Regions from separate parts of the Homo sapiens genome. Here region 2 is linked to region 1. Evidence: read pairs that join two places in POLR2A ChIA-PET (ENCODE). Cell type or tissue: K562. All regions are shown on one strand. Each heading gives the region's core, and the rest is flanking DNA. Links, peaks and the distances in the headings are about the cores only.

Evidence for each region. Peaks named below come from ENCODE experiments on the same cell type or tissue, not always from the same donor. Only the 100,000 strongest peaks of a DNase experiment are listed, where the experiment ranks them.
Region 2: POLR2A ChIA-PET joins it to region 1 with 5 read pairs; 1 of 35 experiments calls an interaction of 5 or more read pairs at or near these places.

The regions. Positions count from the first base shown.
Region 1 is chr15:63,515,437-63,532,016 of GRCh38, forward strand. All of the region lies in intron 1 of USP3 (ubiquitin specific peptidase 3), which reads left to right. Among named protein-coding and RNA genes, the nearest start is that of USP3, 19 kb to the left of the region's middle. RefSeq lists an enhancer at 15,499-15,548. In K562, for the core only: no CTCF peak of the experiment used is centred there; a DNase peak (open chromatin) is centred at 8,985.
Region 2 is chr15:63,061,538-63,069,681 of GRCh38, forward strand. It overlaps TPM1 (tropomyosin 1), which reads left to right. Exons shown (of 10, transcript NM_001018005.2): 6 at 176-251; 7 at 678-740; 8 at 1,039-1,108; 9 at 2,527-2,605; 10 at 4,359-4,641. The coding sequence ends at 4,362. Among named protein-coding and RNA genes, the nearest start is that of TPM1-AS, 16 kb to the left of the region's middle. In K562, for the core only: no CTCF peak of the experiment used is centred there; a DNase peak (open chromatin) is centred at 3,948.

The sequences.
Region 1 (16,580 bases), core at 7,870-10,369:
GGACCAGAATTTGCCTCTGTGTGGGAAGTCAGCAGGACCAGATGCCCCTCTCTTCTTTGGCTCTGTAGGTATCTGGATCTCTTAACATATAGATGACAAGTTTTGGCCAGCTTTGAAATTACATTTGCTAGTGGAGGACACATATCATTAACTCTGCAGTGGGAATAAGGAATTCAGTAGGTGCCTGACCCCAAATGATAAACTGCTATTCTAATTTTTATGCTGTGTAATATATTTTAGACTTTTTAATAAAAAAGATAAAAATTGAGCAATTTCATGAATTGTTATGTTACATCAATTTACCATATGAAGATTAATTCATGTTTTCAGAACAGTAATACACATTTCTGAAATATACAGAGACAGGTAATAGTATCAAAGGGCTTAAAATAGAATTTTAGTCTTCCTCGCCTCCACTCTCAGTCCTGCTGTCCACAGACAATCTCTGTAGGCTCTATTTAGCATTCTCTCTCATATTTACCTGCATAATTCTAACCAATGCTCTGTTATTTCTTAATTTGTCATTTTTAGGTATTATTCCTTGATATCTTGCTGTGGTAAATGAAGACTTCAGTGTTTGCACCACTTGCCCTTCAGTCTCTCCATTTCCCAATATAATTAGATTACATATTTTGGTTACTATAGTGATTCATTTTTCTTTCTTGTCCAACATTTTATTTTTTCTTGAGTCAATAATTGCCTCTTTTAAAAATTGCTTAGTTTACCTTAGACACATTTTCTCTTAAATGTTCCTTTAAACCTGTCAAAGGTCTGTGAATATTATTTTTTAACCCATTCAACGGATTAGATAATCTCCAAGCACTAACTCTTTTCTAAAATCCTTTCCAGAGCCCTCTGACCTCTGCTGTCATTTGAAATAGTTCTCCAGGCTGGACAGTTTTTATCGTGTGATTCCCTCTGTTGTTCTCTTATAATATTAGATCCCTTATTTCTTGGATCCCATGTCTTGTTTTTCTTGGTTTATTTCATTGTTTTGCTGGAGTACATCAAGCTCCTTTCTCACAGGAGGTAATTTTTTTTTCTCTAATTGCATGGCACATTAAGGGAGGTAAATTTTTGAGCCTTTGCAAGTCTGACATTTTTATTTTACCTTTATACTTGATTGCTTGGCTGAATAGAAAATATTAGTAAGAAAATAATTTTCCTTTAGAGTTTTAAAGGCATTGTTGGTTTGTTTCTAGGCTCCCAGAGTTGCTGTTGAGAAACCTGATGCCTTCCTGATTTCCTCCTCCACATATGTCCTTTTATTCTTTTTCCTATAATTCTTTAAGGTATTCTTTTCATCCTCTGTATTCTGAAATTTCAAAATATGGCTGGGCATGGGTAGTTTTTTTTTTATTTTATTTTTAATAGGAAGTGAAGGGATTTTTTTATGTATAGGTTCACATCCTTGAGTTAAAAGACATTTTTTTGTACTATAAATTTGATAGTGTGCTCCTCCCCCCATACTTATATCCCCCAATTTATTCTTTTTTTTCTTTCTGGAACTCTTATTAGTTGGATGTTGGGTGTCCTGAGTGTAGTCTCTGATTTTCTTATTTCTTTGCCTTTTGGTTCTAGTTTCTGGTATATTTCCTTGATTTTTTTTTTTATTATATTATACTTTAAGTTTTAGGGTACATGTGCACAATGTGCAGGTAAGTTATATATGTATACATGTGCCATGTTGGTGTGCTGCACCCATTAACTCGTCATTAGGCTTATTTAACATTAGGTATATCTCCTAATGCTATCCCTCCCCACTCCCCCCAATTTCCTTGATATTTTTTCTTCCATTCCTTCTGTTGAATTTTGATCATTGTATTTAAAAATTTTAAGAGCTCTTTCTCATTTCCCAATCATTCCTTTTTCACATATCCTCTTGCTATTGTTTTGCAGTATCTTCTCTTACCACTCCAGCAGTTCAGAGTATGTTGGTTTTGAAGTTTTGCTGTGCTCCCTGTATGGTTTCTATTTCTCCTGGGTTCCTCTTTTTCTTTTTAAAATGATTCTTTCAGATTGGAGGTTTTCTATAAAGATCTGTTTTGTCTTTGTCTTTTCATATAACAGTGAACTTTTTCATGTAAAAAGCTTTGTAACTGGGTGGGGCTTGTCCACAGTGGGCTTCACTGTGAGGTGGGGAGCAAGTCACCTTCATTGGAGGAAGACACTCATATCTGTGCTGAGAATTTTTTCTGGTACCATTGAGTTTTTCGGTTTTCCCTCTGGGAGGTGGGCACCTGGCCACTGATGTTCTGAGATCAGATTGCAGAAGTTCCATGACTCAGTTGTCCTTAGAGTCCCTAGTCTCCTTGTGTTCAGTCCTGTCCTTACCTGCTGTCTGCTGTGTCCCTATACCTAGAGCTCCTCCCATCTGCATTCTTCCTGGCTGACACTCAGGCCATAGCTTCCTCTGCACTACTAAGATTGTTATTGCTCCCCTAACTTCTTTCTCACTTACAAAAAGCTGTTGAAATCTTTTGTCTGCTTTGGTTACCTCACACTGTTCTCTTTATCTTTGTGGGTTTGTATCTGTTTTTTTCCTTTATTGTCATTTAAGTGGGTCTTAGGTGGGAGAAGAGCTAAGTAGAATTTGCCACGTTTAGTTTAGTGTCCATTTTTAAATGTATATCATTTGTAATCCTGTTTTTAGGGCACAGTGTTTTGCCCTATCAGAAATGGATCTTATTAGTTACTCAGAGTTAAATCATTGAACTGAAATTTTACATTAATCTATTTGAATAAAAATTTATATTCAGATTTACCTTCTCTGATAAATAGAACAAAATATTGTTGCTGTTATCAGAGTCAGCAGAGAAAATAGGCAAGCCAGGGGGTTCGACCTTGCTTGGAAAGTCAGATCACAAGCCAGGCTTTGGATAGGTATATGCCTGTGAAAGAAAGTTGTAAGGTCATTGGGACTACTGCAGTTAATGCATTGTAATACTTTTATTGGACTAGCTCATCATTCATTAATGAAGGCAAGTTAGTGCCAGGTTTATAGGATTTTTGGCTCTGTACATTGGTAATTTAACCTTCTCCCTTGTGTTTTAGTTTTTAAAAAGTATGATCTTAATTGGAAGTAAAGGACACAGATTTTTAATCTCAGAATTTAAAAAGACTTTTGATTTTGATATAATTTTATACTCAGAGAAACACTGCTAAGAATAGTACATACAAAGAACTTCCGTATACTTAGATTTGCCAGTCGTTCACATTTTGCCTCATTTGTTTTATCATGTATATATTTACTCTCTGTTTATATATTTCCCCTTATTAATTTACAGATATAACACTCCTTTATCCATAGTTTTGTTTTTCCCCAAGAACAGGTCTCTTTTTTTTTTGGGACGGAGTCTTGCTCCGTTGCCCAGGCTGGAGTGCAGTGGCGTGATCTCGGCTCACTGCAAGCTCCGCCTCCCAGGTTCACAGCATTCTCCTGCCTCAGCCTCCTGAGTAGCTGGGACTACTGGCACTCACCACCACGCCCGGCTAATTTTTTGTATTTTTAGTAGATATGGGGTTTCACCGTGTTAACCAGGATGGTCTGGATCTCTTGACCTCATGATCTGCCCGCCTCAGCATCCCAAAGTGCTGGGATTACAAGCGTGAGCCACCGCGCCTGGCCGGGTCTTTCTTTTCAATCAGCAGAGAATATTGGTCAAATCAGGACAGTTGATACTGATAGAATGCTGTTACCTAATGCACATTCCATGTTCAGATTTCCTCAATTGTCCCAACAATGGCCTTCATAGCTATTACTCCTTTCTGTTTACCTCCCCAGCCACCCTGGATCTAATCCAGGATCATGTGTTATATTTAGTTGTCATAGCTCTTTAGTTTTCTTTCATCTCCAATAGTTCCTCAGCCTTTGTTTTTCATGTCTTGGCTTTTGGCTTTTTTTTTTTCTATTCTAACATCATAATGTCTTGTTATTTTTGAAGAGTTCATTTCAGTTATTTTATAAAATGTTCTTCAGTTTGAGTTTTCAGAGGTTTCTTCATGGTTAGATTCAGGTAATGCATTTTTGGTAGGAATACCACAAAAGTAATGTTGTGTCTTCTCAGGCATCATATCAAGAGTTGGTCTGTCTTGTTTTTGGTGATACTAACTTTGATTACTTTATTAAGGTAATATTTGGTAGGTTAATCAGCTATAAAGTTACTATTTTCTCCTTTGCTATTAAGAAGTAATTTGTGGGAAATGTTTTTAGATTATGTATATACCTCGTTTCTTACCAAAGTTTTACCCAGTAGTTTCACATCCATTGATGATTCTTGCCTGAATCAGTTATTAGTAGGATGATTGCAAGGTGATGATTTTCTGACTCGTAATTCTTTTACATGTTAGTTGGCATTCTGCTATAAGAAAGAACTTTCTCCCCTGCTTACTATTAATTTGCTTACTTATCTTAATAAGCACTCGGTTTTTTTTTATTCTAAGGTACTCATCATTATTTATTTTGAGGCTCAAATTAGCTTATATTTAGCTGGTGGGAGCACCCTTAAGCTGTGATTTGGGCACGCGCCGTCATTCTTTGAGCCCTTTTTACTTTCTCGCACAAGATGTTCCAGGCTCATCTTGTACTTAGCCTGTTGCAGCCTTGGAATTAGCCATTTCTCCAAGTAGCCCTCATTCTTTTTGGCTGGGAATAATGTTTATAAACTAAGATCTCTCAGCACAGTAGAGCTGAGAAATATAAATAAATAAGCATATCTACATCTGTTTATGTCTGTGTGTATTTGTGTGTTTATCACCATGATTTTATACTGATACCTACAATTTCATTCAACACCACAAGCCTAGTCTTGCCCCTTTCCATATTTGTAACACCTTTCTCCAACAGTAAGAACTGGTTCCCATTATCTACAATGAGTGTGTACTCATTTGCACAATTCTATAATCAGAGAAAATAGTTCCAGAATTGCTAACCCATACCATTGTAAAGAAAACCCCTTATAACTCAAGTTCAAATTTGTTTACAGTTCTTTTTGTCTGTATACTGAAAACATAAAAAGTACTATGTTAAAAAGCTATTTGGTTTAGTTTTAGTCTCCCTTTTAATACACTTATTTAACATAAAGTTTGTTCATTTGTTTGTTTGATTTCTGTTTTAGATTTTTTTTTTTTTTTTTTTTTTTTTTTGAGATGGAGTTTTGCTCTTGTCCCCAGGCCGGAGTGCAATGATGCAATCTCGGCTCACTGCAGCCTCCGCCTCCCAGGTTCAATCGATTCTCCTGCCTCAGCCTCCCGAGTGGCTGGGATTACAGGCGTGGGCCACCATGTCCGGCCAATTTTTGTATTTTTAGTAGAGACAGGGTTTCACCATGTTGGCAGGCTGGTCTTGAACTCCTGACCTCAAGTGATCTGCTCACCTTGGCCTCCCAAAGTGCTAGGATTACAGGCATGAGCCACCATGCCTGGCCCCATTTTAAGATTTTTAAAATCTCATCCTTACTGATTTTATTTTGCTTTTTGAGTATATAAAACATTATCATGGTTCCAAAAGTTAAAACTACACAAAAAGCTGTGCTAAGCAATGTCACTACCTAATGCCGGCCGCTCACTCCTACCCACCCCCTGTAGACAACCAATTTCATTAATTTCTGATTGATCTTTCCTGTGTTTCTTTTTGTAAAGAAAAGCAGGTGGGTATTTTCTTTTTTTCCCTCACAAAAGATAGCAAACTAGATACATTCTTTTGGACTTTTTTTTTTTTTCATTTAGCTGTATATCCTGGATGTCACTCCATGTTTGTAGGAATTTTCCTTATTCTCTTTTTTAAAACAGCTTCTAGTACTCCATCTGTGGATGTGCGACAGTGAATTCAACCCATCTCCTATATGTGGGCATTTAGGTTGTTTCCAATATTTGTAGTTACAAATAATGCAGCAGTTAATACCCTTGTACAAAGATATTTTTGTATTATCAGGTATCTTCAGGGAAGAACACACAAAAAAATTAACTTTTTAATTGTGTGAGCAGCAATATGTAAGATAATACTTCAAGCTATTTGTCTGCCTACTCCACACTTCCACTGTGGTCTTAGAAATGTATCCAAGGCTGTTGAAGTGAAATACTTATCTATCGTAATTATTTTTCTGTTGGGAAACCTTGAAATTAGAGAGCTGGAAGTAGCCTTGGGGACATTTTTAGTCAAGTAGTAGCCGATCATAGGCCCTGGGTCAGGGTTCATTTTAAGCAGTTAACTGTTCCTTGTACACACTCATCAGTGCTTTTCTGTCAGCTCGGCTCAGACCAGCTGTTTCGGATACTTCTCTCTTCCATTTAATTTAATTCACAAGAGGTTCCTTCATGTTGAACTGTTGAGTGGCCACTCCCTGGAGTTATAGAATGGCAGTAGGACAAGACAATTATACATGGGATAGAAATAAGGATTTCAGCATCTGTTTTCTCTGATAGGCCTCAGAGGATTGATGGTTATGAACTGTAGATCGTCAGAGGAATGGCATCTTGGATTCCCAGATGCTGCTGCTGGTCTCCTCCGGTGATTTGTTTATTTGAGACAAAATCTTGCTTTGTTGCCCAGGCTGGAGTGCAGTGGCGCTATCTTAGCTCACAGCAGCCCTTACCTTCCACGCTCAAGTTATTTTCCCGTTGTAGAGGCGAGGTCTCACTATATTGCCCAGGCTGATCTGGAACTCCTGGTCTCAGGCGATCCTCCTGCCTTGGCCTCCCAAAGTGTTGGGATTACAGGCATGAGCCACTGTGCCCAGTCCTCTCAGGCGATTAATGACTTCTAGTCTTTTGTTCCAGCTAGTGAACATTGGAGTAGAAGGGAGACGTCCTCCTGCATTGCTAGATAACCACGTAAAAGGTTGGCTAGCATAGCTTCCCATCAGAGGGGCCACAAGTGGATTACATATGTGTTGAAATAAATGATCCCCTCAGCCTAGAGGTGGCTGTGCTCCCAGACAAATCATTTCTGGCTGTGAGAAGCCTCTTCAGTTAATGTGCATGTGTCATACAGATATTTTCTATGCGTGCCCTGACATGGGAAAGGTTGGGAAAGTAGGCTAAAGCACAGTCTCAAAATTAGCCTCTAAGGATGTTGCTAAACCAAGGATATTGCTCCTTAAAGAGAACCAGGTAATAGAGTGAAGAGGAATTGAATTATTTAGGGTAGAGGTTAAAACCTACTTGTCCATAAAGATAAGCTGATAACCATATCTTAAATCTGGTGTGATATGAAATTCTTACTCACTTCTTTGCTAAAACAAAGTTAGAAATTAAAATGTATTTCTAAGTGACTTGGCTTGTAACCCCATTTTATTGGATATTGGAATATAGAACAGTTCACATTAAAGAACTTAGCATCTTTGTTCATTTGAATTTTGACATTTTATTCATTGCTATACTGATAATGTACTGGCAGTGCACTAAATGAAGTAGATACCAAGGGTATATTATGGTTGATGAGATTAGTGAACCAGGATTTAATGTCTTTTCTGAATACTTCTGAGTTTGATGTATTCTAATAAAGTTTTGACACTTGAGTTGCTTCTGTACTTAAATGTTTTACCTGAGTGGCATTCTATTATCTAAACCTTATCTGTTAAAATGTGCTTCTAAAATGCATTTTTCCTGAAGTATTTTACATTAGATACGTAAAATTTAATGATTCTGACATTTAAGGTGGTTATAACAGTTACATCAATTTTGAAATAAGCTTATTAAAATTGAGTATTTGGTGTTTTGAATATAATTTAATTTAATTCTGGTGTAGGAGGATTTTGAGGGAATGGAACTGACATTCACTGAGTGCTTTCCGTTGATTAGGCCCTGTGCTGTGTGCACTTTATGTAGTTTATCTCATGAAATCTTTACCATAGCCATGTGAGGTAGAAGGTGGGATTTGACCCATTTCACAGAGAGGAGGCAGGCTCTGGAACGAACTTAGCGTAAGGTCATAGAATAAAATAGTAGAGCTACAACTTTAAGACAGTTGGTTCTGAAGCCCGTGCTTGATACAAGTCACATGACCTGTATCATATTTATTTTGAGTCTGCAGTGGAACAAATTCCTACAAAGGCAACTCATTCTGTTTGGTACATTTTTGTATAAAAGAGGGAAGGAATTCTTCTCGAAGGGTTCAAGGGCAGGTGATAAAGGAATTTGGCTAGTTCAGCTAAAACAATGTGGAGCAGAGTTTCCTGGTCACTGTGCCCCTTCCTTTTTAGGTCAGTTGTGGAACAATTTGCTAGGAATTTTGTGAGAAAATTGTGAGTAGTTCCAGCTTACAAAGGCCTGGGATCAGGCATTGCTGGGCATGATGGGGATCAAGTCATGCTGGCTGAGGAATATGTCAGAACTCTTGGGGTAAAGAGAAATAGAAGCAGAATGAGTAATGTTCTCAAGTCTTGTAATTATTTAGAAGCATTTTTCCAAGTTCAACCTTCAGTAAAGCCTGGGGTTTCCTAGAATGCTTATTAAGTAACATAATCCAAAGAAGCAAAAGGAAGGAAGGATAAGGATTTGTGCCTTTTAATGAAGACAAAAGGAATTTCTGCCACTGTTTATGGCACTTTCTTAAGAATCTTTACCTAGAATTTGGGATTTCTATGGAAATAGTGCTTTTGAAAATTTGAAGGTTTTAAACTTACTTGTTACTGAGTTATTGTTAGGAATGATGTTTGTGCTCAAGAATTAGGTTGTCCTGAGATAGAGGTGGCACATCTAGATTTGAGTTATTAAAATATTGATGTGATACACAAAGATTTAGTCCAAAGGACAGTGGCAGCTTAGTTGAAGATAAATATCAAGTCTTTACTCTCACTACTTCTGTTGTAGAGGGAGTAGTATAGTCATTGGATAGCTTTGAATCCTACTGGGTAAAACCTTCTGAAGTTTCTTTTGCATCCTCACTTTTCCTAAACAACAGGTCAGTCATTCCAGTGAGTTGTTTGGTGGGTGTGGATGATGCTGCATCACTGATACTGCTCCCTCTGTTAAGTGGTGGTCTGGTTATCTGTTGCTGCATGACAAACAGCCATACATCCTAGAAGCCTAAAGCAACCATTTCATTTTGCTTATAATTTTGTGGGCCAAGAATTCAGGAAGAACTTGCCTGGGATTGCATCAGGTGGAGAACGTGGACTCACAGAGTTACCAGACGTGTGTTAAGAAGACACTTTGGAGGAGGATGTTCTGGAGTCTTCTTAACTCACCTGTCTGGTACCTCTGTGCTCCTTGGTGTCTCTCTGTCCCCCAGTGGTGTCATAATCTCCCCAGTCTCCCTGCACATGGTTTGGGCTTCTCTCAGCATGTTGGTCTCTGGGTAATTAGACTTCTTACATGGCGGCTGGCTCTCCCAAGAGCAAGCATTTCAAGCAATAGCAAGAGGGAGCTGTGGATTTCATAAGGCCTGGAGTTGCAGGTTGACATAGAATCACTTCTGCCATATTCAGTGCGTTGGGGCAGTCACAGAGCCTGCCCAGATTCGGAGAATGAGGACATAGACCCTGTCTCTCCATGGGAAGAATGTCAAAGAATTTGTGGCCATCTTTAATCTACCACAAGGCCATTAAGCAAAAAGGAGAGGGTTGTTACAAGAAATGCTGAACTGACTTTACCAGCAAATGTAAGCCTACTTTATATAATGATTCAGAAGAGACTGATTGTCAGGAATAAGAAAGGGATAGAGGCAAAAGAGAGCCCCCAGAAGGAGGAAAGTGGAAAAATTTTTCATGGGAAAGTGGAAAGGCAACCAAGATAAACTTTGCTTCATAATTTTATCTTTCCTGCCTTGGACCTGAATTCAGTCTTGGTTCTGTGATCTTGCCCTTGAGTCCCAGGTGGCCACTTCTGACCACTTTGGATTTGGTGCTCATGCCTGGTCTCCTCCCCAGTATCAGGACCTCTGGTTGGCTTCCCAAGCTCTATATTGGTCACCCCTTTGACCCTAAGTATCTCCTGTTGCCCTTTATGAGAACTCTCCTGTTGCCCTGTTCCCTGGGAACCTAACCATCCTCTTTCAGAATGAGCAGCATTGTTGGGGCTGGGGAGACATCAGACACTGATTTTGGCTGCCCTCGGACTGCCTGGGCACCTTGGCAGTTGCTTCATGTAGCTTGATTCCTTCTTTTCTGGATTACATTATGGCTCAGTTCTTGCTCTCTTTTTGTGACTTTACCAACTCCTCCCCCTAATAATTTCAAGGGACTCAAGTTATAGATAGAAGAGACTTCTGAAATTTCAGCATAGAATAGGCTTGTGAACATGCAGTTCAGAGAGGATTTATAGTGTACAGAAGATTTTATGTCTTGCTTTTAAGCATCTAAAAATGTTTCATTTGGAAGGTAAGTTAGGTCCGTCTGGAATATATTTTTACTTATATGTACTGGAATGTTTATAGAATTTTTATGATGATACTGCCCTATCCTCCAGTTTTAAGAGGAATAACAGTTTTACTATTGATACTTTCACGATGTATGTGTGTGTTTTAATAACTGCTGCAAAATTTCAAAATTTTCATTGATTATAATTTTACAAATCCATAGAGCTATAATCTTGGATTTTGATTTAACTTTCCACTCATGCTTGAAAATTTAGAATAAGTTCATTTTATTAGGACTTTATAATACCAGTATCTTTAAATTTAAAACACTTTAAATTTAATTTTTATTATAAAAGAAATAATGCTGTTTGAAAAACTTTTAACAGTATAGTGGCTCCTATCCCCATGTTATTCCTTTTACATAGCTGATAACAGCTACTTCCAGTCTTTAAAAAATTTATATGCCGGTATGTAGTACATACATAGACTCAGAAACACATAGCATGTTATCTTTTTAAAACAAAAGTTTTAGTTTCCTGGACGACTGCTTTGCAACAGTCAGTGCCTTGAAACACTCTATGAGTTTAATTTCCAGCCCTATCACTTAGTAATTTAGCAAGTTACAGTACTGCTCTGTGCCTCAGTTTCCTCTTCTGTAAAACAGACCAAATGATGGTCTGTACCTCATTGGATTGTAGAAGATTAATTAGCACCTGTATATAGCACACAGTATGTACTATATAAATGTTAACTAAATGAAAATGAACTTGCTTAAAAAACATATCCTAGATGTTTCCTTATGGGTTGCTAATATTTTTAGAGTGTTGCACTTTAAAAATTGTGTAGGCGGGTGGTTCTTGAGTTTCACTGTTGTAGCAGCATGTTTGTCTGTAATGATCTTGAACAGTGATTCCACATACTTCCCACACCCTTGTTGCAGTGAGTTGCTGTTACTGATGGGCAATGTGTTTGTGTCTCAGGGATGATGGGAGGCAAGAAAAAACTTGAAAACCATTGGTTTAGAAAATTATACTACATTAGCAGTTAATCTTTTTGTTAAGCCTTTTAAGAGACTTAGGCAGAAAGTAGAGTTGGAAGGATTTTATTTATGGGGGATGATGATATGATTGTTTCATCTAACTTTTGCCAGTCCTTATGTTCTTTAAATTATTTTACTTTGAGACAGGGTCTTGCTTTGTCGCCCAGACTGGAGTGCAGTGGTGTGATCTCGACTCACTGCAGCCTTGACTTCCTGGGCTCACGGGATTCTCCCGCCTCAGCCTCCGGAGCAGCAGGGACCACAGGTGTGCACCACCATGCCCGCCTAATCTTTTTTTATTTTTAGTAGATATGGGGTTTCCCTGTGTTGCCCGGGCTGGTCTTGAACTCCTGGGCTCAAGCAATCCTCCCACCTTGGCCTCCCAAAGTGCTGGGATTACAGGTGTGAGCCACTGTGCCCAGCATGTTCTTTGAATAATTTTATAATTTAGAGGGGACATGATCATCACCTACTCTTCATTTTACACTAAGGAAATAGACCCAGAATGGTAGTGATGTTCTCTCTTCTGTAGCTAGTAATGGTAGAGCCAGAACTAGAATCCCGGTCATCTGATCCTCATCTTTCTGAATTCTTGAGAAGAAAAAGAGCCTTCTCTCCCAGTTGAAACAGCTGTGAATAATGGATGCACTATAAATGGCTTACCTGTCAGTGCCATGTGCTTAAACTATTCTGTGTAGAGACAGTGATGAAGTTGTGTCATAAGCGGTCATGTATGATGTTTTGTCCAAAAATTTAGAATTCCAGACTTGTTGGTAGGCCTCGAATATCAAATATCCTCTATTATGAGATTCTCTGTATGCATACTAACAGGATATTGAAGATCAGTGGCTATGTAGAAATAACATATTCAGTGTGGATGTGCTTTTGTTTTAAGAACTCCTTTTCTTGTGAACACAACCTGAAAAGATGCATGGATTAATTAGGCCTCTATAGGCACAGAACTCCCTGGTTTCTGCTCCGGTCTCTCTTGATAAAGGGCCATCTGCCCTTCCGTATAGCACGGACTAAACCACTTTTGGCCTCTAGGTCACTTAGATGCCTTTGTGTGCCTTCGGTTCTCATCTGGTTTTCAGGAGAGTTAAATGTTTAAGTGGTTTTAGGAGGAAGACTTGAGTCTGAGACATGTTTTAGAGGCTGGGGCTCTTCCCACCCTCTCCATGGCCCAGCATATGTGATAGCTTCTACCTTCTGGAGAATGGCTCTAGCTCAGGAGAGGATAGAGCTTCTTCATCTCCTCCATGCAAAGGAGCCCTCCTGCCATCTTGAAGAGCTTGAGGCTGAGGTGAGAACAGGGACAGAGGAAGATTCTGAAGCCGTAGCTGAAGAGGAGGCAGTGAAAGGAGCCTAGTGAGTATCAGCCTCTGGACTGAGAAGTGAGACACTGCAGTCAGGGTTGGAAGAATCCAAGTAAACCGAAGAAATTTGCTGGAGGACGGGGTATCTTGGTTTGAGGAAATTTTACAATCTGAGTAAAAGATGAGTTTCACTTATGAGACTCCCAGTCACACCGCTATGGCCAAGTGTGAGAAATAAATTGCATGGCTTCCTTTTCCCTGACATCACCTTGAAGTGTAATTGGATGTATTAAAGAGCCCTTATAAATTCCCAGACTTAACTTTTTAAGCCTTCACAAGTGTCTATCCTTATCACCCTTTCTCTCATGTACCAGCATTTAAGACTAAAAAAATAAACACTTTGGTTTAACATTTTTATGTTTTGCTAAATAGATACTATATTCAGAGCCTAAAAATATTTTTATTACTGTGTGGTTTTATTGTGTGGGTATCAGTATGTGTGTGTATATGAGTATTTCAGCTATATTATGTTTCATTTAGGGCTTTACAGACGACCCTGGAAACCTTTAATACTGTTTCCATGGGAAATGTGTTTATCCTGCAGGTAAACTTTTGAATCTCATCTATCTATAAATTGAAACTACCTTTTATAATAAGATAGTCCCCCTAAAGGTGATTAAAATAAATGGTTTTAAGATTATCTGTAGTATTCTTTTATTTGTACAATTACCTGTTCTCTTCTTAACAATAATTGAGAGTTTAATTTAAAGCCAGTGTTTTTCAGTCTATTTTATATTTGTCCTGGGTACATTAAAGGTTCTTAATTTGGATGAAGCATGTATAAACAGAGTGAATATTCCCCAAAGCAATGCCATTTATTGGCTTCAGAATCCCTCATAATACCCTATCCTCTGTATCTTTCTAGCCTTCAAATGTTTATCTGGTGTGACTGTATTATGCCCTCAGAGAGTACTGTATGTTGCCCAGGCTGGCCTCGAACTCTAGGCTCAAGTGATTCTTCTGCCTCAGCCTCCCAAGTAGCTGGGACTACAGATGCAATCACCACCACACTTGGCAGGTAGTAAAGTGGTTTTTTTTTTTTTCTTTTTTTTGAGATATATTAAAAGGCACAGTCCATAGTCACTTGTTTCCAATGATTTTGGAAGTCAGTACTTTATTCCCTTTTACTTTCTCTCCTTATCATTACGTATCTGTCTGTCTAATTGATGCACAATTCACATAACATAAAGTTAACCATCTTAAAGTGAACAATTCAGTGGCGTTTAGTACATCCACAATTGTTTTACAAGTACCATCTCTATCTAGTTCCGAAACATTTTCATAACCCCAAAATAAACTCTATACCAATTAAACAGTTACTTCCCATTCTCTTGACCCCCTCAGTCTTAGAGTTTTTTGGTTTTTTAAAATGTGTTATTGAATTGAGAAATTAAAAAAAATTAAAGCCTTGTGAGATAGTTGATATTATAAGACTAGCTTTATAATACCCTGTTCTAAATGCAGGAACATGAAGAAATGTGTTCATGCACCTTGAGTGGGGAAAAGGAGATCACCAAATTGTGTGTACTGTGTGTAGGTTTACAACCCTAAAGTGAGGAAGAAAGGAACACTTGGTAGGAAACATACCCAAAGCAAAGTCACAGGGATTCTGCTCCAGATTTCTTTTTCCTCGTACAAAGGAGGGACAAAAATCCTCCATAATTAAAAAAATATCCTGGGTAGTTAAAAACTTGGGCCTAGGCCAGGTGCAGAGGCTCATACCTATAATCTGGGCACTTTGGGAGGCTGAGGCAGGGAGGATTGCTTGAGCTAAGGGATTCAAGACCAGTCTAGGCAACATAGTGAGACCCTGTCTCTACCAAAAAGAAAAACAGAAAATTAGCCAGGCGTGGTGGCAGATGCCTGTAGTCCCTGCTACTCTGGAGGCTGAGGTGGGAGGATCAATTGAGCCTGGGAGGCAGAGGTTGTAGTGAGCTGTGATCATGCCACTGCAATCCAGCCTGGGCGACAGAGTGAGACCCTTTCTCAAAACAAAACAAAAACACAACCTTGGGCCTAAACTTACTATTGTAACGTAATTATTTCAGGATAATATTAACCTATAAGAGTTTTTTTCTCCCAGATTTGAGTTACCGTCATCCTTCCTTCCCTCCCTCCCTGCCTCCCTCCCTCCCTCCTTCCCTCCCTTCCTTCCTTCCTTCATTCCTTACATCCATCTTTTTTTTTTTTTTTCCTGAGGCACAGTTTGCTCTGTCACCCAAACTAGAGTGCAGTAGTGCAGTCATATCTCACTGCAGCTTCACCTTCCTGGGCTCAATTGATCCTCCCACGTGGCTGAGACTGTAGGCACGTGCCACCACACCCGGCTAATTTTTGTATTTTTTGTAGAGATGGAGTTTCACCATTTTACCAAAGCTGGTCTCGAACTCCTGGACTCAAGCAATCTGCCTGCCTCGGCCTCCCAAAGTGTTGGGACTACAGGCACGTACCAGTGCACCTGGCCCCAAAGTTCTTAATATTTACTAAGAGAAAAAAGCTTTACTGGAGAAACAAAATATTCATAATATCTCAGTACTCCAAATCATACCTCAAACCATGAATAGCTGTTCAAGTAAGCTGTGTACTAGTTTACTTTTTATTTTGTAAGATACATTTTATTGGGCTTTCTCTTCAAACTGTAAAAACATCATATTCTCATTGCTGTAAGGCAAACACCATAGGGGAGTACAAATAAAAAGCCAGCAGTCTCCCTCACAATAAGTCTTCCCAAGTACCTGCCTAACAGAGTTGTTTTAGCAGTTTGGTAGGTATTCTTCCGCACCTTTCTGTCATGTGGTTTACGTGCACATGTAACAAAATTAGACCCAGTTGAGTAAAAAATGCCTTCAGTGCCTTCAAGGATGGCCCTCATACTGAATGTAAATATGCGAATGCACTAAGAAAAGGGAAGGCCTTTGGCAACTAGAAGGGGATTTCACCACTCAAAGCTTTCATGTTCAAAACTAAAGTTCTGTACTGGCCAAACTGTAGAGTCCCTCAGGCAGTAATCACTGTGCTCTCCTATTCTCACCTCCTGTCCCCTCCTCTCATGCAAATATAGGATGAACATAGTCAAAGATTTATTTAACTCATTAATGAGGGAACCAGTAGTAAGATGGTAAAGCTGGCTCCAAGAGTATTTGGGAACTGAGTGTGTATAGACAGTGAAGAAAAAAACATTGAAATAAAATTGGTAGGTTAGATACAAAACTGGTTAATATCCTACAGGGTAGTATAATTGTAACCTTTGGAGTCTGCTGGACAGAAATTATGTAAAAACTCCATTACCTGTAATTTCATAGAATTTGGGTCCTGGTCAAGTAAGCAGGTCAGTGGTACTATAATTAACTATCTTTGGGAGGAGCTATTAAACAGTGTTTCAGTGTACGCTGAAAGGGCTTACAGTTCTCCATTCACCTTATTTCCAGTTTCGGTTAATTTTTTTTTAACAGTGAGAAAGGCCTGTTGTGATACGGGATTGGGCAAGAGAAATGTAGGTAGAGATCAGATCTTGGAAGAGATGGGTATCCTAAACTAAGAAATTTAAACTTTCTCTTCCACAAATATTTATTGAGCATCTACAACGTGCTAGGTGGTTACTATGATCCTGTGTGGTTGTGCTGCAGTGCTCCTCCCATGCCTCTAGGAGGCTGACTAGTGGCTCCCAAGGGGCTGTATTAGGAAGTCACCTGGGAAGCTACTTTGCGCAAAATATACATGTTCTTTGTACTTCCTTCCCCACGCCAATGTAGATAACCTTGAGTAGAACATAGGTGTTTTCAAAAAGCTTTCCAGGTGATTTTGATATCCCTCCCTTTTAAATATCATTGTTACTTATATAGGACTTATTAAAAAATGAATGAGTAGA
Region 2 (8,144 bases), core at 2,858-5,357, 460 kb before region 1:
TGGGGGGCAGTGTTCCTGGAAAACCTAAACATTTTAATACCTGATGATTTGGCTACTTTAAGGCAGCCCTTCGTCTCTAGGACTCAGTTTTCATTTTTTCCCATCCCTCTCCTTTTTCTCTCCTCCTTCCTTTGGCTTGTCTCCCACCCTTTCTGCCTCTGATCGAAAACATTAGCAAATGTGCCGAGCTTGAAGAAGAATTGAAAACTGTGACGAACAACTTGAAGTCACTGGAGGCTCAGGCTGAGAAGGTAGGCCAGGAGGATGGTGTGGGGGAAAGGCATCTTTTAAGAGCTGCTCAAAAGAGGCCCTGCCAGAAAGCAACACTTACAGTAGACATTTTAGTAAAATGGCAATATTGTGAGGTGATTTTTGGAGAGTTACTAGATAACAAATTCTTTTTTTTAACTAGAGAATTTATTTTATGTTAGGGATATGAGGCATCAATTTAATTTAAACCAAGTGCCAAGTGGATAAGTTATCTTGTTGTTATCCCATGTAAAACAATAGGCAAGAAAGCAGAGAATGTATTGCAGTGTGCCATTTGATATCAGAGGTTCCATTACCTCCTAAGAGATCCTTAACATCTGTTGGCTGAGCTGGCGAGTTCTTTGCATGAGAAGCCATGAGTAGATTGAGCTGCAGCCTGACATCTGGAATGCTCTTTCTAATTACAGTACTCGCAGAAGGAAGACAGATATGAGGAAGAGATCAAGGTCCTTTCCGACAAGCTGAAGGAGGTAATATGAGAGTTGTGGATGAAGCCAACTGGATTTTAAATGAGTTTGTTTTCATGGAACCGGTCAGGGCCTTTTCATTTTAAAGTTCCAATGATCCAAGTCAGGAATATTCAAAGGTCGCCTTGGAGTTTATGTACTGTGCTAACTGCCATTTCTCACAGAGGTGACTGAAACTGACAAGTAGTTTCTGATCCATTTTATAGGTGATGTGCTTCATTTTCATCCTCTAGTTTTCCCTATGTTTGTAGCTACAGGAAACATAAAACTTCCCAACTTTAACTCAAATAAATCATTACAGGCTGAGACTCGGGCTGAGTTTGCGGAGAGGTCAGTAACTAAATTGGAGAAAAGCATTGATGACTTAGAAGGTAAGATCTTAAGTAGTGTTTTTAGTTTAATCCTTATGGTTGAATACCAACCTGGCAAAACAATTTTCCAATTCAAGGGCATCCACATTGATACGCTCCTTTGCACTTGCACATTCTTCCTGTGTGTCCTCTGGGGTTTTTCTCTGTGGCTCTTGAACTCATGAACCTAAGTCTTCTGCTCACGAGGTGACTAGTTAGCCACCAGCCATAGTGGCAAATGCCATCCAGCTTGACTTCATGCTCATTACAAGTGTGGCAGGTTTATTTTTCACTGTGAGTGAGGTGCTTATTGGTGAGAATGACTCTAGTATATTTTATATCTTTAGTGTTACTTCCTAATTAAATTGGGAATGATGTGGTGATTGTGGTCTTGTTTTTAGAAGAACCCATCTTCTTCCAAGTATGAATTCAAAGTAAGGATTTAGGGGTTATTTTAAGTCATATATTATCTTAACAAAATACTTTATATCCTGAAGGAGGAGGGAAAAATTATACTTAAGCATTTCTTCCCTAAGGCACTTAGGTTTTATTTTAGTAATAACCACTCTATCTCACAGATATCCTAAATGTTGAGCTTTGAAGCTTGTGAAGGATTAGCTGTGAACAAGAAAGAAAAAAGACAAATATCTACATCACAGAAGGGATTAGAGAAGGAACTAGTGTTTGGTGCAGATAATAACCAAAATAGTGGAGAAGAGAGAATGACAAATGGTTGCAAAATGATCTGCCAAAGTGCAGCAAAGTATGAAACCTGCAGCATTACAAAAACTAAGTTGCAGACTTGCCATATAAAGTGTGGCGCCCATTGCTTTTCAAGCCTCCTGGACCAGTAATAGGCAGCTTGAGTGGGAAGACCACAGGAGTAGCTTAAATGGCACTAAGAAATCGCTATCCCAGTGGTCTAGTGTGGTCAGGAAGTCAGTGGTTTGAAGGTGGAACCAGATAAGGACTACAGGCTGTAGTCACAAATTGTTCTTCCAAAACACTGCCCTTGCATTTTTTTCCCATTGTTTATAGCTGCAGATGCCTGACTACTCCAGTGTAATTAAAATATAGCTCTGCAAAAGAAAGATGTTCCATTAGCCCCTGCCTCCCCTCACCAGGAGACAGCCTTCTGTGGTTTCGTTTACAATTTAACATGGTTTACTGATATACCTACCATATTTGTTAGGATTTTCATATTGAGTCTTTTTCATTTTATTTTCTAATGGGTTTTGTTCTCTTTGTTTTTGTTTCAATTTACTTAAAACAAAACGCACGCCTCCTGCATTGGCCACCTGCTGCGGCACCAACCCCTTCATGCATTGCCCTTTTCTTGCTGCTGTGTTGGGATGGTGCGCGCACCACCCTCACTCACCCTCCATTTCTTGATCACTCTCCATGTTCTTGCACCTCTGCCTTCCACTTCCTGGTCATAGACGAGCTGTACGCTCAGAAACTGAAGTACAAAGCCATCAGCGAGGAGCTGGACCACGCTCTCAACGATATGACTTCCATGTAAACGTTCATCCACTCTGCCTGCTTACACCCTGCCCTCATGCTAATGTAATAAACTCACCACCATGCCTTCCTTGCTCCCTAATCTCCATCTTTGCACTCTTGTGTTCACCCTTTTTGTCATAACCTAGAATAGTCATTGTTTTTTCACTTTCTGCTAATATAAAGGCCAATTAGATTAAGTCTGTCTATACAAACCATTTTCTTTTCAGAATCCGTTTATTTTGTAAACGCTGAACTAGAGCAGTGAACTAGAATGAGTGACCTTGAGCACTGTCCTTTTGGGAAATTAAGCTAAACTCAAGTAAAACTAGAAGGCCATGCCGTTTGTTGTACAGGAACTTCTCAAAAAATATCAAAATTTGTTTCCTGAAATTCAACTAAGTACAACATAATCATTTTCGTTAAATATAATTTGAAGGAACCCTTAAAGTGTCAGGTTATTGAGAATCTGAGGATAAGGAAATTGGCATGATCCAATACAGCTTTAACAGTGGTACTACAAAAGATCATCTCTTTTACTTTTAAGAATTCTAGAGTAGGCCGGGCACAGTGGCTCACGCCTGTAATCCCAGCACTTTGGGAGGCCGAGGCGGGCGGATCACGAGGTCAGGAGATTGAGACCATCCTGGCTAACACGGTGAAACCCTGTCTCTACTAAAAATACAAAAAAAATTAGCCGGGCGTGGTGGTGGATGCCTGTAGTCCCAGCTACTCAGGAGGCTGAGGCAGGAGAATGGCATGAACCCGGGAGGTGGAGCTTGCAGTCAGCCGAGATCGCACCACCGCACTCCAGCCTGGACGACAGAGCGAGACTCTGTCTCAAGAAAAAAAAGAATGGTAGAGTAAAAAGAACCCTCTGCTGAGTAACCAAGCCTTTAATTTTGTGTTTTTATGAAAGGAATTAAAATACCCACGATAAATATTTACCACAACCTGTGTCAAATAAATGGGAAATTAAACACAGATTGTACAATGTGAGCTTGGGAGTTAATGGCCCAGATTTTACTGTTAGGCAGTAAGAGTTGGAGTAGGTAGTCTTGTTATCATGAGAAGAACCTTGAACAGATACAACTAATTTACATATTACTAACCAAACTTAAACATTAAACTTTTTCTACTACTTTAAATTCTAACCTGGAATGTTTCAGAGTTCTTCATTCTAATATCACCCTGAATTCCATTGAAGCTGGAAATGTCATTTTCCAAGCCCACCTGTCATTCATTTACCCATGCAGAAAAAATGGTAACTTGAAGAGAGTGGCATGTGCCTGCTGCCTTAGAGGTTATAGAATCCCCACAGTCAACAAAAAAGCCTCTAGAGACATGACTGTTGCCATGGAAACCAGAGAAAATGTGTCTTCTCATCCCTCATTTGTAAATGAGGGGGTGGAGCAGATCATCTGTCTCTAAGGTCTTTTTCAGTGCTAAAATGTGGTGATTCTTTGGGAAAAACTTTTTGCATCAAGTATGATTAAATATTCTGAAAGACGAGTGTAGCTTAAAATTTTTTTTGTTTTTAAATTCTGTTCATGGGTCTTCTTAAAATGGACCCTTGCCGAAAGGCGGCCTGTGACGGCCTCAGGTGGGAAGATGGATGTCCTTCCAAGGGTGTGGCTGGCAGTGGGGTTTGCATGACTGCTTCTTGTCTGTGTTTCAAGTGCTCTCATCTATTGGTTTGGTTTCCTTTCTTTTTTTTTTTTTTCTCATTGTGCCACTTTTTTTTTCCTCCCACCTTTTTATCTTCACGCAGATAAGTTTCTTTGCTTCACTTCTCCCAAGACTCCCTCGTCGAGCTGGATGTCCCACCTCTCTGAGCTCTGCATTTGTCTATTCTCCAGCTGACCCTGGTTCTCTCTCTTAGCATCCTGCCTTAGAGCCAGGCACACACTGTGCTTTCTATTGTACAGAAGCTCTTCGTTTCAGTGTCAAATAAACACTGTGTAAGCTATTTCTGTTTGCTATTCTTTTTACTTCTTATTTATTGACATTTTAGTTTCAACATTGAATAAAACTACAAAGCTGCTTCACACATATGAGGGTTAGTGTTTGGCTGCTGCTTTTTCTTTTTAAATACTGAACACTATACAGAATTATATCAGGAGTTTCTAAAGCAGTAGTTCCTTGTTGAACTTCAAAAAAATACCCAGGCCTGCATTCCCTCTCAGAGTTCTGATTTTCAAAGGTTAGAATGAGGTCTGGACATCTGGGGGGGTTTTGGGGGAATTGTGATGGCTCTGCTTTGCAGTCTGGGTCACACAGGGGACATTGCTTGTTGAGAGTTGAAAGGTCTGGCTTGATCAGTGTCTTCCTTTGCTGGAGGTTTAGCTCGGGATGTAGTGACCCCTCTGTGTTGATTATTTCGGTGGCCTTACTTGGGAGGACCTGGCTAACTAATGAAAGGCTCATGATGAATGGTTCTGTAGCTGTCCCATATTACTAGGAAGTTATACATTGAGAAGGGTGAAAAAGAACTTGGATTCAAACAATGTAAGTTTTGGTTATTGTCGATCATCCTTTTATAGCACAAAGAAAAGTTCAAGCTTTTTTGAAGTATATTCATGACTCAGCCACCTTTATTTTGATCATGAAAATGACATCTTAGGTTTTCTAAATATGATTACTCTGTTTAGTCGTGATTTGTTTTGTGCTTTTTAGCACATACTCTTTGGGAGGGATTGTACATAATCTTTGTGTTCAATGGCTGTGTTTTCATTTGTGGACATTTTTAAAATATAGCAATGAAAGTTTCTTTTTTTTTTTCCCAAAAAGATAGTTGGTGGAAATTGTTCAGAAGACAATTGTATTTCATTTGGGCTTCTGTTTTATTTCACAAACAGCAATTAAGTGATTTTTTTAAAAAAATACATTGCAAAAAATAGAACTTTAACTAATATGGACTTTAGTGTTATAATTCCCAACATTTCTCCTTCCTCAACAATCTAGCTATATATTTCTCCTGTTTTTTTTTTAACATGGATGATCTGCATGTTTTGTATATAGTTTTTTTAGCCCGAGAGGGCTGATATACCACCATACTCAAATAAATTTGGACAAACTCAGAAGATAGTGTCATTCTCACTCTACAGAGACTTCAAAGCATAGAGGAAATACTTTTTTTTAAAGAAAGCTGTGAATTAAAGTATTTTAGTCATAGTATGGTGGAATTTTAGAATCTGGACAATGTCTCTCCCTTGAGTTTATAAAGACTTCCATGATTTCATGCTTTTCTTTTCTTAAGGCTCCTTGGGCCTGCTTCTGACTATGATTCCTTCCTCATTCTTTTTTAAATTCAGAATAAGAGAAGTGTACCCTTCTCTGAGTAAATCCTGCTTCCTGATGTAGACAAAATGCCAAGTCTGAAAGTTCTGCTGAGCAGATGTTCATGTAATTCTGGAGGCACATCTGTGTTTTGGAAATCCTTCCAGAGACTTTCGCACTTTCTATAAGTACACTCTACAAGGGGAAGTGGGGCACTAATGGACTGGGAGGGCAGGTCAGGAGTAGCCCAAGGTATGCATGTGCAAGAGGAAAACTTGATAAACTCAAGTTTATCAAGAAATTGTTGATTTCTTGTTCAACTGTTGATTTGAACCAGGCTTCTGGTTCAAAGGGCCAGGCCATAGCTACAGCTGCTCTGGTGGGCCAAACCAAAAGCATCACTGAGTTTGGGCACTTGAAGTTTCAGACAGCTGGGAGTCTCCATAGAACCGGAAGGGAAAACACTTCCAAGGATATGAGCATGTCTTGTCCCTGCCTTTGGGCCACCCATGCACACCAGCTCCACAGCAGCTGAAGCAGAGCAGATCCAGAGGAGGCTGTCGGAGGGACCACTGTCCTTCCTGCTGAATTCATACTGACCCTCTGGATTCTCCAGATTTTCTCCAAAGTTCTTCCATTCTAGCCTGGCCAAACATTTGGGCTCAGCAAACTGAGACAAGCTCCCCACCCATGGCGACACTTCCTATGTCCATAGTGTGAATGTAGTAATGGGATATATGTCTTGGAACCCCCAAGCATATGTCACGTGCAAAACACCGTGGGAAGCAGTGGGGGTGTGGTAAAGAGATGGGCTGGAAAGGCTCTTTGTCCTCAATAAGCTGGGCATCTGATGGGGAGATAGAGGAGTGAAGCGAGTCCGAACTAATAGGCATGTGTATTTGGAGGCAACAAGGAAGAGAGAACCATTCTGACTGGGAGCTCCCTGGAGGAGGTAGCGGACGTTTGACTGGGGTTTGGCATATTCAAAAAATGTGGATGAGCAAAGAGGACAGAGCAGCAGATATTCCAAGCGAGAAAACATAACGAGCATAGCATCCTCCCATGTCCTACCATTTATAAGAGAATGTTAATGTGAGAACTGCTCAGTCTCCTGACAGACCCGGGGGCTGCAGGCACATTTTCCCTAGGGGTAGGTCTGTTAGCTTTTCAAGATCATGAAGTATTTTTAGGTCCAAGTTGTCACCAGCATTCAAAGCCACCGTGCATCCTCCAGCTGTTCCCAGTGCATACCGGGCTCTTGCTTGTCATAGCTTGGATGTCCCCTGGATCATCAGATACAGACTGACTCCTGCACTTGTTTTCCCCCGTAAGCAGATCACGTGTCAGTGTGTAAAATGTATATCACGCTGGTCTTCATGTAGGTGTTGCAAGTTTCGTTCATTTTATACACATCCATTAGCACCACACATGAATGCCATCCTCTTCAAGAAGTAAGCAGATAGGGCTGGGCGCGGTGGCTCATGCCTGTAATCCCAGCACTTCGGGAGGCTGAGGCGGGCGGATCATGAGGTCAGGAGATTGAGACCATTCTGGCTAACACGGTGAAACCCCATCTCTACTAAAAAAAATACAAAAAAAATTAGCCAGGCGTGGTGGCGGGCGCCTGTAGTCCCAGCTACTAGGGAGGCTGAGGCAGGAGATTGGCATGAACCCGGGAGGTGGAGCTTGCAGTGAGCTGAGATCACGCCACTGCACTCCACGCTGGGGGACAGAGCGAGACTAAGTCTCAAAAAACAAAAAAAGCAAGCAGATAAATTCTAAATCAGTGTTGAGTGGTGACAAGTGCTTGTTCTTTTGCTGTTTGAATGGATAACACTATCAAAGCTAGACAGGAGTCAGAATGTGTACCCTGTATTGTGGTGACTGGGGGAAGGACAGAGACTTAATTCCAAATTTCAAAAAATTTCAGTGCAGCAAAAGCAGTAACCCCCAGTTGGTCCTACCTGAGGGGAAAGCCTGCCCTGTGAACGGAGAGGAAAGGGGTTCTGGAAGAGGTGGGCAGCACTGGGCAGGTTGATGTTTCACTTAAGTTCAACACTGAGCCCTAGCAAGGGGTGGATGTCACGCTGGGCTCGCCTCCAGCCAGGCCTGCATTCCCAAATCTATTGCCAGAAACCATGTATGGCTCAGCTCACAAAGTGGTTTAGTGAGGTATAAGAGGAACATTCACTCTTCTTCCTCCTCTTATCCTGTTGCTCCTCCTCCCCTCCTTTCCTCACCAAGAGAGAAATTCTGACACTTCCTAAGTCTACCAAGC